2 separate regions of the Homo sapiens genome follow, and region 2 is linked to region 1. The links are chromatin loops, found by intact Hi-C in ENCODE. Cell type or tissue: mammary epithelial cell. All regions are shown on one strand.

Evidence for each region. A loop is a pair of places that touch in the nucleus more often than their neighbours do. Peaks named below come from ENCODE experiments on the same cell type or tissue, not always from the same donor. Only the 100,000 strongest peaks of a DNase experiment are listed, where the experiment ranks them.
Region 2: a loop joins it to region 1, with 24 times the contacts of the local background. A loop is called at or near these places in 1 of 110 quality-filtered maps.

The regions. Positions count from the first base shown.
Region 1 is chr5:125,532,198-125,540,197 of GRCh38, reverse strand. The region is part of intron 3 of LINC02240 (long intergenic non-protein coding RNA 2240); the gene reads right to left. All of the region lies in intron 8 of LOC124901056 (a long non-coding RNA gene), which reads left to right. Among named protein-coding and RNA genes, the nearest start is that of LINC02240, 43 kb to the right of the region's middle. In mammary epithelial cell, no CTCF peak of the experiment used is centred here; a DNase peak (open chromatin) is centred at 3,417; H3K27ac peaks cover 1,310 bases.
Region 2 is chr5:125,451,821-125,459,820 of GRCh38, reverse strand. No RefSeq gene overlaps it. Among named protein-coding and RNA genes, the nearest start is that of LINC02240, 37 kb to the left of the region's middle. In mammary epithelial cell, no CTCF peak of the experiment used is centred here; a DNase peak (open chromatin) is centred at 7,990.

The sequences.
Region 1 (8,000 bases):
TTACATGAAATGTAGGGAGTCTAAACACCAATTAAGACGGAAACTCTGATTAGATTTACAAAGTAAGATCCAATTATACGCTATCCACAAAGATTGACTTTAAAGTCAGATACGAGAAAATAAGCATATGTATGGCACAACCACTAATAAAAGCTGGAGTGGCTATATTAATATCAGATAAAATAGACTTTAAAACAATATTAGGGATAAAGAGAGACAGTACATAAAGATTAAGTGGTTAAATCCCAGACATGCATGCACAAAGCAACAAAGCTGCAAATACATGAAACAAAACTGATAGAACTAAAAAGAAAAACAAACAAATTGACAGACTTCACTGGCAATAACACTCCTTTCTTAGTAATCATTAGACCAAGTCCACAGACAAGCAGTAAGGATTTAAAAAATACCTGAACAATACATCATCTAACTTGATTTAATTGATATTTATGAAACATTTCACCTAACAGCAGAATGTACATTCCTTTCAAATGCACATGGAACATCCACCAAAATTGACCATATTCTGGGCCACAGATAAGGTTATCAAATGTTTTAAAAATGGAAATTCCACAAAATATGCCCTCTGGCCACAGTAAAATTAAATTGACAATCAGTAAGAAAAAATATATTAAAAATTATCAAATATTTGGAGATAACACACAGACTTCTAAATAATCATAGACAAAATGTAACAATGAAAATTAGGAAAAAAAGAAAAAATGAATAAGACAAAAACAGTAACAATTTGTGAAAGACAGTTAATATATGGCTTATGTTTTATGAAAGCTTATGAGAAGAATGATCTCAAATCAATGACCTACGTCTTCACATTAAGAAACTAAAAAAAAAAAAAAGGTAAACTCAAAGAAAATGAAATGTAATAATAAATATTACAGAGGAAACAAAATTCAAAGCAGAAAACAAAAAGAAAAATCATATAAATGTGATAAAGTTTGAATGTTTGTTCACTTAAGGGATCCTCCTGCCTCAGCCTCCCAAGCAGCGGACCACAGGTGTGTGCCACCATGCCTGACTAATTTTGTTAATTTTTTGTAGAGATTGGGGTCTCACCATGTTTCCCAGGCTGTTTTCAAACTTCTGGGCTCAAGCAGTCTTCCTGCCTCAGCCTCCCAAAGTGTTGGGATTATAGGTTTGAACCACTGTACCTGGCCAAAAATTCCTTAAGGACATAAAATAGAAGAAATCACTTTAGGACTCATATTTTTTAAAATCAAAATTATCTTGACAATAAATCTGGACATTCCAAAAAAAAACTTACTTACAAACCTTATTTATGAAAATAGACACAAATCTTCAACATAGTAAATCTAATACAGTAATATATAAAAAGACCTTTATTATAGTGAGGAAATTTTCTCTATACTTATTTTGTTGAGAGTTTTTAATCACAAAAGAAGTTAAACTTCATCAAATATTTTCTCTCCATCTATTGAGATGATCATGTGGTTTTTATCTTTAATTCTGTTCATGTGGTATATCACCTCGTTTGATTTGAATATGTTAAACCAACCTTGCATTCCAGGAATAAATCTCACTTGGTCATGGGGCATTGTTGAATTTGGTTTGCTAGTATTTTATTGAGGATTTTTGCATCTATGTTCATCAGAGATATTGGCCCGTAGTTTTCTTTCCCTGTGGCATCTTTGTCTGGCTTTGATGTCAGGCTGATGCAGGCTTCATAAAATGAGTTTGAAAATATTCCCTCTACTTCTATTTTTCGGGAAGAGAAGAGGATTGGAAAGCTTGGTATTGATTCTTCGAGTGTTTGGTAGAATTCAGTCATGAAGTCATCTGATCTGGTTCTAGGTTTTCTTTGTTGGGAGGTTTTGGATAACTACTTCAGTCTTCATTTGTTATTTATCTGCTCAGGCTTCCTATTTCTTCTTGATTCAGTCTTGGTAGATGTGATGTTGTGAAGTATATTTTTGGTCTTCAATCTCATTTCCTGGCATACAATATACTCTTTTCCTAAAATCCTTAGAATCTCCAAAGAGATGTCTTTTTGTACACTTATGATTAACTAATGGCTGGCAGCCTCCAGGTAGCTTCAGGATGGGGCTGGTCACCAGAAAGACCAAGGCATGATTAGAGGATTTGGACTTTGAACTATACCTCCCAGCCTCCAGCGAGGGCAGAGGGCCTGAAAATTAAGTTGATCATCAGTGGTCAATGATTTAGTCAATCATGCCTACATAATGAAGCCTTCATAAAAACCCAAAAGGACAGGGTTGGGGTGGGAGGGCTTCCGGATAGCTGCACATGCAGAGGCTTTCAGGAATGTGAACAAAAACTCATCCACATGCCAGGAGGGTGGTGCACCACAACTCCACAGGGACAGAAGTTTCTGTGCTCAGGACACTTCCAGACCTTACCCTATGTATCTCATCATCTGGCTGTTTATTTGTAATATCCTTTATAATAAACTGGTAAACATAAGTACATGTTTGATTTCTGCTAGCTGCTCTAGCAAATTAATTGAACTGAGAGAAGAGATTGTGGGAACCCCAACTTGAAATCAGTCATCAGAAGTCCCAGAGGCCCAGACTTGAAATTGATGGGAAAGTGCGGGGTTGGGAGGGTGGTGGTTCTTGAGGGACCAAGCCCTCTTCCTGTGGGATCTGATACTCTCTCCAGATAGACAGTGTCAGAACTGAACTGGAGGACATTCAGCTGGTGCCCATTGCAGACCTGCTTTCTTGCTTGGTGTATGGGAAGAAATCCCCAAACCTTTGGTCACAGAAAGCTTCTGTATTGCTTATTGTTGTATTGTAAGAGCAGAGGAAAAAAATGGTTTGAGTTCATTGGTTTTTCTACTCTGTAAGTTTTATGTTTTAAGAAATTATTCATTTCTTCTGTGTTACATGCCATTTGTTGTTGGTATAGTCTTTTATGATTATGTTTATTTCTGAGGCTTCCATTGCAATATCACTAATTTCTGGCTACTTATTAGAGTCTTCTCTCTTTTTCTTAGTCCTGCTAAGGGTTTCTCAATTTTGTTTATTCAAAAATCAACTCAGTTTTGTTGATTTTTAAATACTTTTTCAATTCTCTATTTGATTTGCTTTTGCTTCAGTTTTTATTATTTCTTTCCTCCTGCTAACTTTGAATTTAGTTTTTTCTAGTTCTTTTATATATGTTGCTTAATTAAGATCTTTGTTCTCTTTTTAGTGTAGATTTTTTTTATCATAAACTTCCTCTTAGTACTGTTGTTGCTGCACCCTGTAAGTATTGGTAAGCTGTGTTTTTGTTTTTATCTTGAGGTTTTTAAAAGTCTCTTTTGATTTTCTTTTTGACCCGTGGTTTTTCAGGAATGTGTCATTTAGTTTCCACATATTTGGGAGTTTTCCTATTCTCCTGCTGTTGATTTCTGGTTTCATTCCATTGTGGTTGGAAAAGATACTTGGTATGATTTCAAACCTATTAAATGTGTTAAGACTTGTTTTGTGACCTAACATATGATCTATCCTGGAGAATGTTCTGTGTGCACTGAAGAAGAATACACATTCTTCTGCTGTTGGGTGAAAAGTTTTGTATATGTCTATTAAATCCATTTAATCTACAGTGTTGTTCATGTCAACTCTTTATTGATTTTCTGTTTCACTGTTCTATCATTACCGAGAGTAGAGCATCGAAGTCTCCTACTGCTATTGTATTTCTGTCAATTTCTCCTTTCAGATCAGTCCATATTTGCTTTATATAGCTAGTCAGTCTGCCATTGGGTGCACATATACTTACAGTTATATCTTTTTGTTGAATTGACCCTTTAGTCATTATGTAAAGACCTTTCAGACAGAGATAAAAATATTGTAGGATCTCACTTGTATGTGGTATCTAAAATAAGTCAAATACATTGAAACAGAAAGTAGAACAGTGGTTAGCAGTGTGAGGGCAGAGGAGGAAATGGAGGGATATAGGTCAAAGAGTATAAACTTGCAGTTATATAAGGTGAATAAGTCTGGAGATCTAATGTAGAGCATGAGGACTATAGTTAGTATTATATGGTACACAGAAAATTTGCAAAGAAAATAGACTTTAGATGTTCTTGACACAAAAAAGCAACTATGTGAGGTTATTAATATATTAATTTGCCTGACTGTAGTAATCATTTCACTTCATATAATAAAACATGTTGACATCTTAAATTTATACAATTAAATGAATGAATGAACCAAGGGGGTCTATTGGAAAAATGGAAAGTTTTGTTTGACATTTGAAAATTAAAGTAATTCACCATGTCAGTGTACTAAAGAAGTAAAACCAAATAATCTTCAAAATAAATGCAGAAGAAGCATCTGAAAATATTTTTTTTTTTTTTTTTGAGATGGAGTCTCATCTCACTTGGTTGCCCAGGATGGAGTAAAGTGGCATTACCTCGGCTCACTGCAACCTCTGCCTCTCAGGTTCAAGCAATTCTTCTGCCTCAGCCTCCCAAGTAGCTGGGATTACAGGCACCCACCACCATGCCCGGCTAATTTTTGTATTTTTAGTAAAGATGGGGTATCAACATGTTGGCCAGTCTGGTCTCGAACTCCTGACCTCAGGTGATCCACCCACCTCAGCCTCCCAAAGAACTGGAATTACAGGCATGAGCCAGTGCGCCTGGACTAAAAAAAATTAATATCCACTTATAATTTAAAAAGAAAACCTCTCAGCAAACTTGAATTAAAGGTAACATCCTCACTTTAATATAGAACATTGACAAAGAACTTACATCTAACTTGATACTTTCTGCTGAATGACTGAATGCTTTCTGCCAAAATTTTGGAACAAGGCAAGAAAGTCCATTCTCACCACTCTTATTTAGCACAACACTGGAGAGTTTGGCCGGTGTAATAGGCAAAATATAAAACAAAACAAAACAAAACACACAAAAAATGAAAGATAGGCAAATGGGAAAGGAAAAAAGAAAATGATCTCTCTTTGCCAACAACATAATTGTATATATAAGTAATCCAGAGAATCTACAAAAGACTCCTAGAACTAATAGATGAGGTTAGCAAGGCCAAGGATACAAGTTTAATATTCAAAAATAAATTATTATATACACTAACAACAACTGAAAATTAAAATTTTAAAAACACCATTTAAAATATCACAAATAAGAATACTTAACATATATTTAAAAATATGTGCAAAATGTGTATGCTTAAAATTTCAAAACAGTGATGACAGAAATCAAATAAGACCTAAACAACTGGAGAGATGAAAAGTGTTCAGGGATTGAAATACTTAAATTTTTAATTTTTTTTTCTATTTTATTTTATTTATTTTGAGTTTTACTTTAAGTTCTAGGATTCATGTCCAGAACATGCAGGTTTGTTACATAGGTATACACGTGCCATGGTGGTTTGCTGCACCTATCAACCTGTCATCTAAGTTTGAACCCACATGCATTAGGTATTTGTCCTAATGGTCTCCCTCGCCTTGCTCCTCCGTGCCCTGACAGGCCCTGGTATGTGATGTTCCCTCTCTGTGTTCATGTGTTCTCATTGTTCAACTCCCACTTATGAGTGAGAACATGTAGTGTTTGGTTTTCTGTTCTGTGTTAGTTTGCTGAGAATGATGGCTTCCAGCTTAATCCATGTCCCTGCAAAGGACATGAACTCATTCTTTTTTATGGCTGCATAGTATTCCATGATGTATATGTGCCACATTGTCTTTATCCAGTCTATCATTGATGGGCATTTGGGTTGGTTCCAAGTCTTTGTTATTGTACGTAGTCCTGCAATAAACATACATGTGCGTGCGTCTTTATAGTAGAATGATATATAATCCTTTGGGTATATACCCAGTAATGGGTTTGCTGGGTCAGATGGTATTTCTGGTTCTACATCCTGGAGGAATCGCCACACTGTCTTCCACAATGGTTGAACTAATTTAAACTCCCACCAACAGTGTAAACGCATTCCTATTTTTCTATATCCTTACCAGCATCTGTTGTTTCCTTTTTAATAATCGCCATTCTAACTGGCTTGAAATGGTATCTCACTGTGGTTTTGATTTTCATTTCTCTAATGATCAGTAATGATGAGCTTTTCTTCATATGTTTGTTGGCCACATAAACGTCATCTTTTGAGATGTGTCTGTTCATTTCCTTCACCCACTTTTTGATGGGATTGTTTGTTTTTTCTTGTAAATTTGTTTAAGTTCCTTGTAGATTCTGGATATTGGACCTTTGTCAGATGGATAGATTGCAAACATTTTCTCCCATTCTGTAGGTTGCCTGTTCACTCTGATGACAGTTTCTTTTGCTGTGCAGAAGCTGTTGAGTTTAATTAGATCCCATTTGTCAATTTTGGCTTTTGTTGCAATTGCTTTTGGTGTTTTAATCATGAAGTCTTTGCCCATGCCTGTGTGCTGAATGGTATTGCCTAGGTTTTCTTCTAGGGTTTTTACGGTTTTATTAAAGACATTTAAGTCTTAATTCATCTTGAGTTAATTTTTGTAAAAGATATAAGGAAGCAGTCCAGTTTCTGTTTTCTGCATAAGGCTAGCTAGTTTTCCCAGCACCATTTATAAAATAGGGAATCCTTTCCTCATTGCTTGTTTTTGTCAGGTTTGTCAAAGATCAGATGGTTGTAGATGTGTGGTATTATTTCTCTGGTCTCTGTTCTGTTCCATTGGCCTATATATCTGTTTTGGTACCAGTACCATGCTGTTTTGGTTACTGTAGTCTTGTAGTATAGTCTGAAGTCAGGTATTGTGATACCTCCAGCTTTGTTCTTTTTGATTAGGATTGTCTTGGGTATACGGGCTCTTTTTTGCTTCCATATGAAATTTAAAGTAGTTTTTTCTAGTTTTATGAAGAAAGTCAATGGTAGTTTGATGGGAATAGCATTGAATCTATAAATTACTTTGGGCAGTATGGCCATTTTCATGATATTGATTCTTCCTATCCATCAGCATGAAATGTTTTTCCATTTGTTTGTGTCATCTCTTATTTCCTGGAGCAGTGGTTTGTAGTTCTCCTAGAGGACGTCCTTCTCGTCCCTTGTTAAGTTGTATTCTTAAATATTTTATTCTCTTTGTAGCAATTGTGAATGGGAGTTCACTCATGATTTGGCTGTCTGCTGGTCTATTATTGGTGTATAGGAATCCTTGTGATTTTTGCACATTGATTTTGTACCCTGAGACTTTGCTTAAGTTGCTTATCAGCTTAAGGTGTTGTTGAGCTGAGACAATGGGGTTTTCTAAATATATAACAATGTCATCTGCAAACAAAAACAATTTGACTTCCTGTCTTCCTATTTGAATGCCCTTTATTTCTTTCTGTTGCCTGATTGCCTATTTCTTTCTGTGGCCAGAACTTTGAATACTATTTTGAATAGAAGTGGTGAAAGAGGGCATCCTTGTCTTATACTGATTTTCAAAGGGAATGCTTCCAGCTTTTGCACATTCAGTATGATATCGGCTATGGGTTTGTCATAAATAGTTCTTATTATTTTGAGATATGTTCAATCAATACCTAGTTTATTGAGAGTTTTTAGCATGAAGGGGTGTTGAATTTTACCGAAGGCCTTTTCTGCATCTATGAGATAATCATGTGGTTTTTGCCATTGGTTCTGTTTATGTGATGGATTATGTTTATTGATTTGCATATGTTGAATCAGCCTTGCCTCCCAGGGATGAAACCGACTTGATCATGGTGGATAAGCGTTTTGACGTGCTGCTGGATTCTGTTTGCCAGTATTTTATGAAATACTCAATATTTTTAAGATGTCACTTATTTCCAAATTGGTATAAGATGTGACATAACTCTAAACAATTGATAAGCTTATTCTAAAATGTACTGTATATGAAAATGCCAAGGAAATAGCATAGCCAAATCAATGCTGAAAAAGTTAAAGATGATTCACATTCTCTAATCTCAAAACTTACTAAAAAGCTACAATAACCAAGACAATGTGTTATCAGTGGAAGAATAGACACACATAGATAAAAGAAACAGAATAGTGTGGAAGTAAATGCCCACATAT
Region 2 (8,000 bases), 80 kb after region 1:
TAAGTATGGCCTTGGAGGACAGGGTACATTTAGAGATTATTCTAAATGTAATGGGAAGCAATTAAGAGATTTTAAGCATGATCCAATTCACACTTTTAAAGTATCATTATGTCTGTTATGTGGAAAATGATTATATTTAAGGCCAGCATAGAAAAGAGAGATGAATTAATAGGCTATGGCAGTAGTCTATGCGAGAGATGATGGTAGCCTAGATTATAAAGGGGCAGAAGAGATGGATTTGGTCTTATTTTAATGATTGCTGATGGGGGAGCTAACAATCATGATGTTGGATTGGGTGGAGAGGCTTGGAAGAGGGAAGAATTAAGGATGACACACAGCAACTGAGTGTATGCTGCAAAAAGTACGAGTGGGGAGAGACTAGGAAAAAAACAGGTTTTATTCTGACAAAAACAAGCAATGGGGAAAGGATCTTCAACTCAGCAAATGGTGCTGGGAAAACTGGCTAGCCATATGCAGAAAACTGAAACTGGACCCCTTCCTTATACCTTATACAAAAATTAACTCAAGATGGATTAAAGACTTAAATGTAAAACCCAAAACCATAAAAACTCTAGAAGAAAACTTAGGCAACACCATTCAGGACATAGGCATGGACAAAGACTTCCTGACAAAATGCCAAAAGCAACAAAAGCCAAACTTGACAAATGGGATCTAATTAAACTAAAGAGCTTCTGCACGGCAAAAGAAACATCATCAGCGTGAACAGGCAACTTACCAAATGGGAGAACATTTTTGTAATCTACCTGTATTAGTACATTTTCAAGACACACTTGAGACTGGGAAGAAAAAGAGGTTTAATTGGACTTACTTACAGTTCCACATGTCTGAGAAGGCCTCAGAATCATGGCTGGAGGTAAAAGGCCTTCTTATTTGGTGGCAGCAAGAGAAAATCGGGAAGAAGCAAAAGTGGAAACCCCCGATAAGCCTATCAGATCTCGTAAGACTTATTCACTGTCACGAGAATAGCACAGGAAAGATGGGACCCCATGATTCAATTACCTCCCCCTGGGTCCCTCCCACAACAGGTGCTAATTCAGGGAGATACAATATAAGTTGAGATTTTGGTGGGGACACAGCCAAACCATATCATTCCACCCCTGACCCCTCCAAATCTCAAGTCCTCACATTTCAAAACCAATCATGCCTTCCCAACAGTCCCTCAAAGACTTATTTCAGCATTAACCCAAAAGTCCACAGTCCAAATTCTCATCTGAGACAAGGCAAGTCCTTTTCACCTATAAGCCTGTAGAATCAAAAGCAAGCTAGATACAATGGGATAACAGGTATTTGGTAAATATAGCCATTCCAAATGGGAGAGTTTGGCCAAAACAAAGGGGCTACAGGCCCCATGCAAGTCTGAAACCCCATGGGACAGTCAAACTTTAAAGCTCCAAAATAATCTCCTTTGACTCCAGGTCTCACATCCAGGTCACGCTGATGCAAAATGTGGGTTCCCATTGTCTTGGACAGCTCTGCCCCTGTGGCTTTGCAGGGTATAGCCTCCCTCCTGGCTGCTTTCATGGGCTGGCTTTTGAGTGTGTGTGGCTTTTCCAGGTGCACAGTCCAAGCTGTCGGTGGATCTACCATTCTGGGGTTTGGAGGACTGTGACCTTCTTCTCACAGTTCCACTAGGTAGTGCCCCAGAAGGGACTCTGTGTTGGGGCTCCAACCCCTCATTTCCCTTCCACACTGCCCTAGCAGAGAATCTCCATGAGGGCCCCAGCCCTGCAGCAAACTTTTGTATGGGCATCCAGGCGTTTCCATATATCTTCTGAAATCTAGGTGGAGGTTCCCAAACCTCAATTCTTGACTTCTGTGTACCCACAGGCTCAATAGCATTGGAAGATGCCAAGGCTTAGGGCTTCCACCCTCTAAAGCCACAGCTCGAGCTATACATTGGCCACTTTCAGCCAAGGCTGGAGCAGCTGGGACACAGAGCACCAAGTCCCTAAGGCTGCACACAGCACGGGGACCATGGGCCCAGCCTACGAAACCACTTTTTCCTCCTGGGCCTCTGGGCCTGTGATGAGCGGGGTTGCCATGAAGGTCTCTGACATGGCTTGGAGACATTTTCCCCATGGTCTTGGGGATGAACATTAGGCTCTTTGCTACTTGTGCAAATTTCTGCATCTAGCTTGAATTTCTCCCCAGAAAATGGGTTTTTCTTTTCTATCACATAGTCAGGCTGCAAATTTTTCAAACTTTTATTCTCTCCTTCCCTTATCCTTTAACAGCACCCAAGTCACCTCTTGGATGCTTTGCTGCTTAGAAATTTCTTCCACCAGATACCCTAAATCATCTCTCTCAAGTTCAAAGTTCCACAAATCACTAGGGGCAGAGGAAAAATGCCACTAGTGTCTTTGCTAAAACATACCATGAGTCATCTTTGTTCCAGTTCCCAACAAGTTCCTCAGCTCCATCTGAGACCAACTGGATTTCATTGTCCATATCACCATCAGCATTTTGTTCAAAGCCATTCAACAAGTTTCTAGGAAGTTCCGAACTTTCCCACATTTTCCTGTCTTCTTCTGAGCACTCCAAACTGTTCCAACCTCTTATTCTGTTCCAAACATTTTATTCAGTTCCAAAGTTGCTTCCACATTTTCAGGAATATTTTCAGCAGCACCCCACTTTCCTGGTACAAATATACTGTATAAGTCCATATTCAAGACATACCCAAGACTTGGAAGAAAAAGAGGTTTAATTGGACTTACAGCTCCACATGGCTGAGTAGGCCTCAGAATCATGGCAGTAGGTGAAAGGCACTTCTTACGTGGCAGTAGTGAGAGAAAATGCGGAAGAAGCAACAGCAGAAACCCCTAATAAACCTATCAGATCTTGTGAGACTTATTCACTATCACAAGAATAGCACAGGAAAGACTGACCCCCCATGATTCAATTACCTCCCCCTGGGTCCCTCCAACAACATGTGGGAATTCTGGGAGATAAAATTCAAGTTGAGATTTCAGTGGGGACACAGCCAAACCATATTACCACCCATCTGACAAAGGTCTAATATCCAGAATTTAAAAGGAACTTAAATAAATTTACAAGAAAAAACCCCATCAAAAAATGGGCAAAGGATATGAAGAGACACTCCTCAAAAGAAGACATTTATGCAGCCAACAAACATATTTAAAATTGCTAAACATCACTGATCATCAGAGAAATGCAAATAAAGACCACAATGAGATACCCTTTCATGCCAGTCAGAATGGCGATTATTAAAAAGTCAGGAAACAATAGATGCTTGTGAGGATGTGGAGAAATAGGAATGCGTTTACACTGCTGGTGGGAATATAAATTAGTCCAACCACTGTGGAAGGCAGTATGGAGATTCTTCAAGGATCTTGAACCAGAAATAACATTTGACTCAGCAATCACATTACTGGGTATATACCCAAAGGAATATAAATCATTCTACTATAAAGACACATGTACACGTATGTTTATTGCAGCACTATTTACAAGAGCAGACATGGAACCAACCCAAATGCCCATCGATGTTAGACTGGATAAAGAAAATATGGTACATATACACCATGGAATACTATGCAGCCATAAAAAGTAATGCAATAATGTCCTTTGCAGGAACATGAATGAAGCTGGAAGCCATCATCCTCAGCAAACTAATACAGGAACTGGAAACCAAACACTGGATGTTCTCAATCATAAGTGGGAGTTGAACAATGAGAACACATGGACACAGAGAGGAGAATGACACACACCAGGGTCTGTTGGTGGGGGGGAGTGGAGAGTGACGCGAGGGAACTTATAGTATGGGTCAATAGGTGCAGCAAACCACCATGACACCCATATATCTATGTCATAGACCTGTATGTTCTGCACACACACACAAACACAGGTTTTATTGCTCTTGTTATTTTAGTGGACCTTGGAGAATTTGGGTTGCGTTTTGCATATAGTAAGTTTGAGATTTCTATAAACCAGTGATACTGAGATGTCAAGGTATAAGCATATACAACTTCTGTGGTCAGAGGAGAGCAGGACTAATTATACAAGTTCAGTTAACATGAGCATATGGTCTTTTAAAAAACTTTTTTTATAGATTAAAAGGCACACAAAAGACACCAATACAATGTGCCCTTCACCCAGTTTAAATAATTATTCATTTATGGCCAGTCTTGTTTTAACTACACCCTCCATTCCCTATCCCCTCTTCCCCACCACTGCTGCTGACACTACTAGATTATTTTGAATAAACTCCTGGATATATAATTTGCATCGTAAGTCTGTATGGATTTCTAAAAGTTGAGCACTCTATAAAAATATAGTCACAATATCATTATAACAACTAAAGTAACAATTATTTAATATTATATATTCTGTCAGTGTCACAATTCCCTTAACTATTCATAAATTATTAGTTACAGATTGTTTTTGAATCAGGGTTGGAATAAAGTGCTTACATTATAGTTAATTTTTTTCTTACATTTCTTTTAATCTGTAGGCTTTTGCTTCCCTCTCTCTCTCTCTCTCGCAATTTATTTGTGGATAAACTAAATTCTTGGTCTGGTAGAGAGTCTTACAAACTGGATTTTTTTCTGATTGCATCACCATAGAGTTATTTTTCCCATTATTTTTTCTTTCTCCATTTCCTTCTGTAAATTAGTACAGTAGTTCCTTCTTATCTGTGGGGAATACATTCCAAGACCCCCAGTAGATACCTGAAATGACAGATAGTACAGAACCATGTAGACACTGTGTTTTTTTTCTACACATGCATATGTATGATAAGGTTTCATTTAGACATCAGCTACAGGGTTCTCATGCCTTGGGGGCCATTATAAAGTAAAATAAGGTTGACTTGAACACAAGCACTGTGATTCTGTGACAATCTGAGAATCGAGAAGGCTACTAAGTAACTAATAGGCAAGTAGCATCTACAGTGTGGATCCGTTGGACAAAGGAGCAGTTTGTGTCCTGGATGGAGATAGAGCAGGATGGTGTGAGATTTCATTACGGTACTCAGAATGATGTGCAACTTAAAACCTATGAATTGTTTATTTCTGGAATTTCCTATTCCATATTTTCAGAACTCAGTTGACCACAGGTAACTGAAACCTCAGGAAGCAAAACCACAGATAAGGCAGAACCACTGTACTTACATCTATAGATTTTTAGCAGGCTCAGATTTAATTATTTTTGGTCACAAACATTCATATTGGCACAAAATGTGTAGTTTTCTTGCTTTTTCTGACATTAGCAGCCATTGAGGATCATTGCTTAGGTCTATTATTTCATTTGGTGTTTCAAAAAGCCTCTTAATTTAGTTTCTGGACAATTTTGACACATTTCCAGCCTTATACCTACAGTCAACCATTTCTCTTGGGAACCCTAGTTTTTTTTAGTAGAAAAATGGTATTTAAAGAAAGAAAAATGGTATTGTATTAAATACAATCTGGCTACTCGTTGATTTTGGGTTGATCTCTGGTGCTAGGTCTTGTCAGTGGCTACAGCTAGAGGATGCATCACACCTTCATCCTGCTGTTTCCCTTTTCAGTTCAGGACCCTAGGGTATTTACTTAACCTCTTCAATGTTGTATAATGATGGTTTCTAATGTCACCAGAAAAGATGATTACCTAGTGAGAGTGCAGAGAGGGCCTATAAACTGAGTTCTGTGAAAATCGATATTTAGGGGATGGAAAGGGGGGAAATGCCTGGAAAAGCTGTTACAGAAAGGTACAGCACCCTGAAAGCAAACATAAGAGAATACCTGAGAAGGAGGAGATGATTGCGTTGGAAGATCCTGAGAAGTCAAGTAGTATGAAGTAACATTGCCTGACTGTGTATTTGGCAAACAGGAAGCAATTATTTGCGTAGAATGACTGGGGCAGAAGCTCTGTCACAGTGGGCTGATAAGTGGGGGGAAATAGAAGATGGAGGTAGTATGGATAGAGATATGTCCTAATTCTGAAAGATGGAGATCAGGTGGCCCATTTATAAGCAGGTTTGCCTCAAGAGGTATTTTTTAATTGAAACGTAGGTCTGAGTCAAGGAAAGTTCTTTCTGAAGAGATCTCAGAGGCAGTTAAGGTATCCATGTTTATAAAATCTAAATTAATGGGGCATAAATCTATTCCAATACAGTTTTCCTTTTACATTAACTGGATTCTTTAGTGTACTGAGTAATTCAATGTATATAGGCATATTTACACAAAGTTCTTTCCGTGAGTCTTTTCCATAAACAGAAAATTTCCGTCTTCATTGAACAGCAGAGGTCTAGTGGAATTGTAAGTCATTGATGTCTCTTACTAGTGGTCCCATCACTCATACTATCATTTCTGTACATTATCCCTGGATTCCTCTTTGTTCCAGCTGACTGTTCCATCGTTAAGACCATAGGAAGATTCACAGGGCAAAGAAAGAAAATATCCAAGCTTTCTGTCATTTCCATGTGTTGTAATAGATTCACCTAAAGTAATTACCTAGGCTATGCATTCTCAGCCTCACTGCCTTGGCCAGATGGTGTGTTGTTCTCCTCTACAGCCCGTTAGTTTATTTTAGCAAACCCTTGAGACTGCTTTAACATCTCATAAACGAAGTGAATGAAGGCCAGGTTCTTTCTAGGTTAATGATTTTGAGATCTGTATTTTTGAAACCAAAGCACTGTTTCAGCAAAGGAAAAAAAAAAATCAACAGATGGGAAAGAGGGTCACTATCGGTGATTATGATGGGAGTAAAACAGCTTACATAAGGCAAAGAACAGACTGTAGTTGAGTTTAGTTCTTCCCCATAGTTCTGTGGACACAGATACAAAAGTAAATGAGGTTTGCCTGTTGTTTCAGAGAATCTTTAAGAGTGGAGAGATGGTAAAATGACAATAATGATTCTCATGCTTTCCATTTGGCAGTGTGTTACTTCTCACTGAGAGGTTTTTTTCCAGAATAGCAAGCTTTGCTTTGAAATGAAAGGGGCCATTTTTATTGATTAACTTTTCTTTTATAACATATAGTCTGTAGCAAGTAATTTTAATATGTTTTGAAGAAAAACAATATTTTGAATTGGAAGCCTCCATTTAAATGTACCCAGTGTGACTACTCAAATTCAACAATCATTTCTCTAGGATAGAAGGGGAGTGGAATTTCTTTTTTTTTTTTTTTTTTTTGAGACGGAGTCTCGCTCTGTCGCCCAGGCTGGAGCGCAGTGGCGGGATCTCGGCTCACTGCAAGCTCCGCCTCCCGGGTTCACGCCATTCTCCTGCCTCAGCCTCCCGAGTAGCTGGGACTACAGGCGCCCGCCACTACGCCCGGCTAATTTTTTGTATTTTTAGTAGAGACGGGGTTTCACCGTTTCAGCCGGGATGGTCTCGATCTCCTGACCTCGCGATCCGCCCGCCTCGGCCTCCCAAAGTGCTGGGATTACAGGCGTGAGCCACCGCGCCCGGCCGGAATTTCTTTTTAATAGCTGTATTAAAAAAAAAACAGTTTATCTAAAAACAATAACTTAGAAGATACAGTATTTTTCCGACAAATGAATTCCCAGGAAGGGAGTGGGGTGGGTTTTAAAGAAAAGAAAATATGAAAGACTAATAGAACATTTTCAACCACATTTCTTTTCTTCACACAGGTGGAGGGACAGTAAGAGCCCACTATGGCTTCAGATTTTCTCTCATTTGTCTTGATTATTGTCATCATCTGAGGGCTTTGAGTAGCACGTACAACAAAGATCAAATGAAGACACCTTAGGCAAAAGTGGGGTGAAGGATAGGTGCAAATAGATGGAGATGATGACTGTAAAGGTCACTAATTCTGTGGGAAGAGAAATATTTTCCCTCTAGCCTTACATTTATTTTTAAACTTACTTAATATCCTACCTTGTCTACTTTGCTGATTCATGCATATCTAGTCTGAAAGAAGTATTGTTCTAGGGATACCATGAATATAGTTTAAAGGCCATAAAAAATGACTTTCACAAGTCACAACACTCAATTATACATGCAATTTTATTGGCTAAGA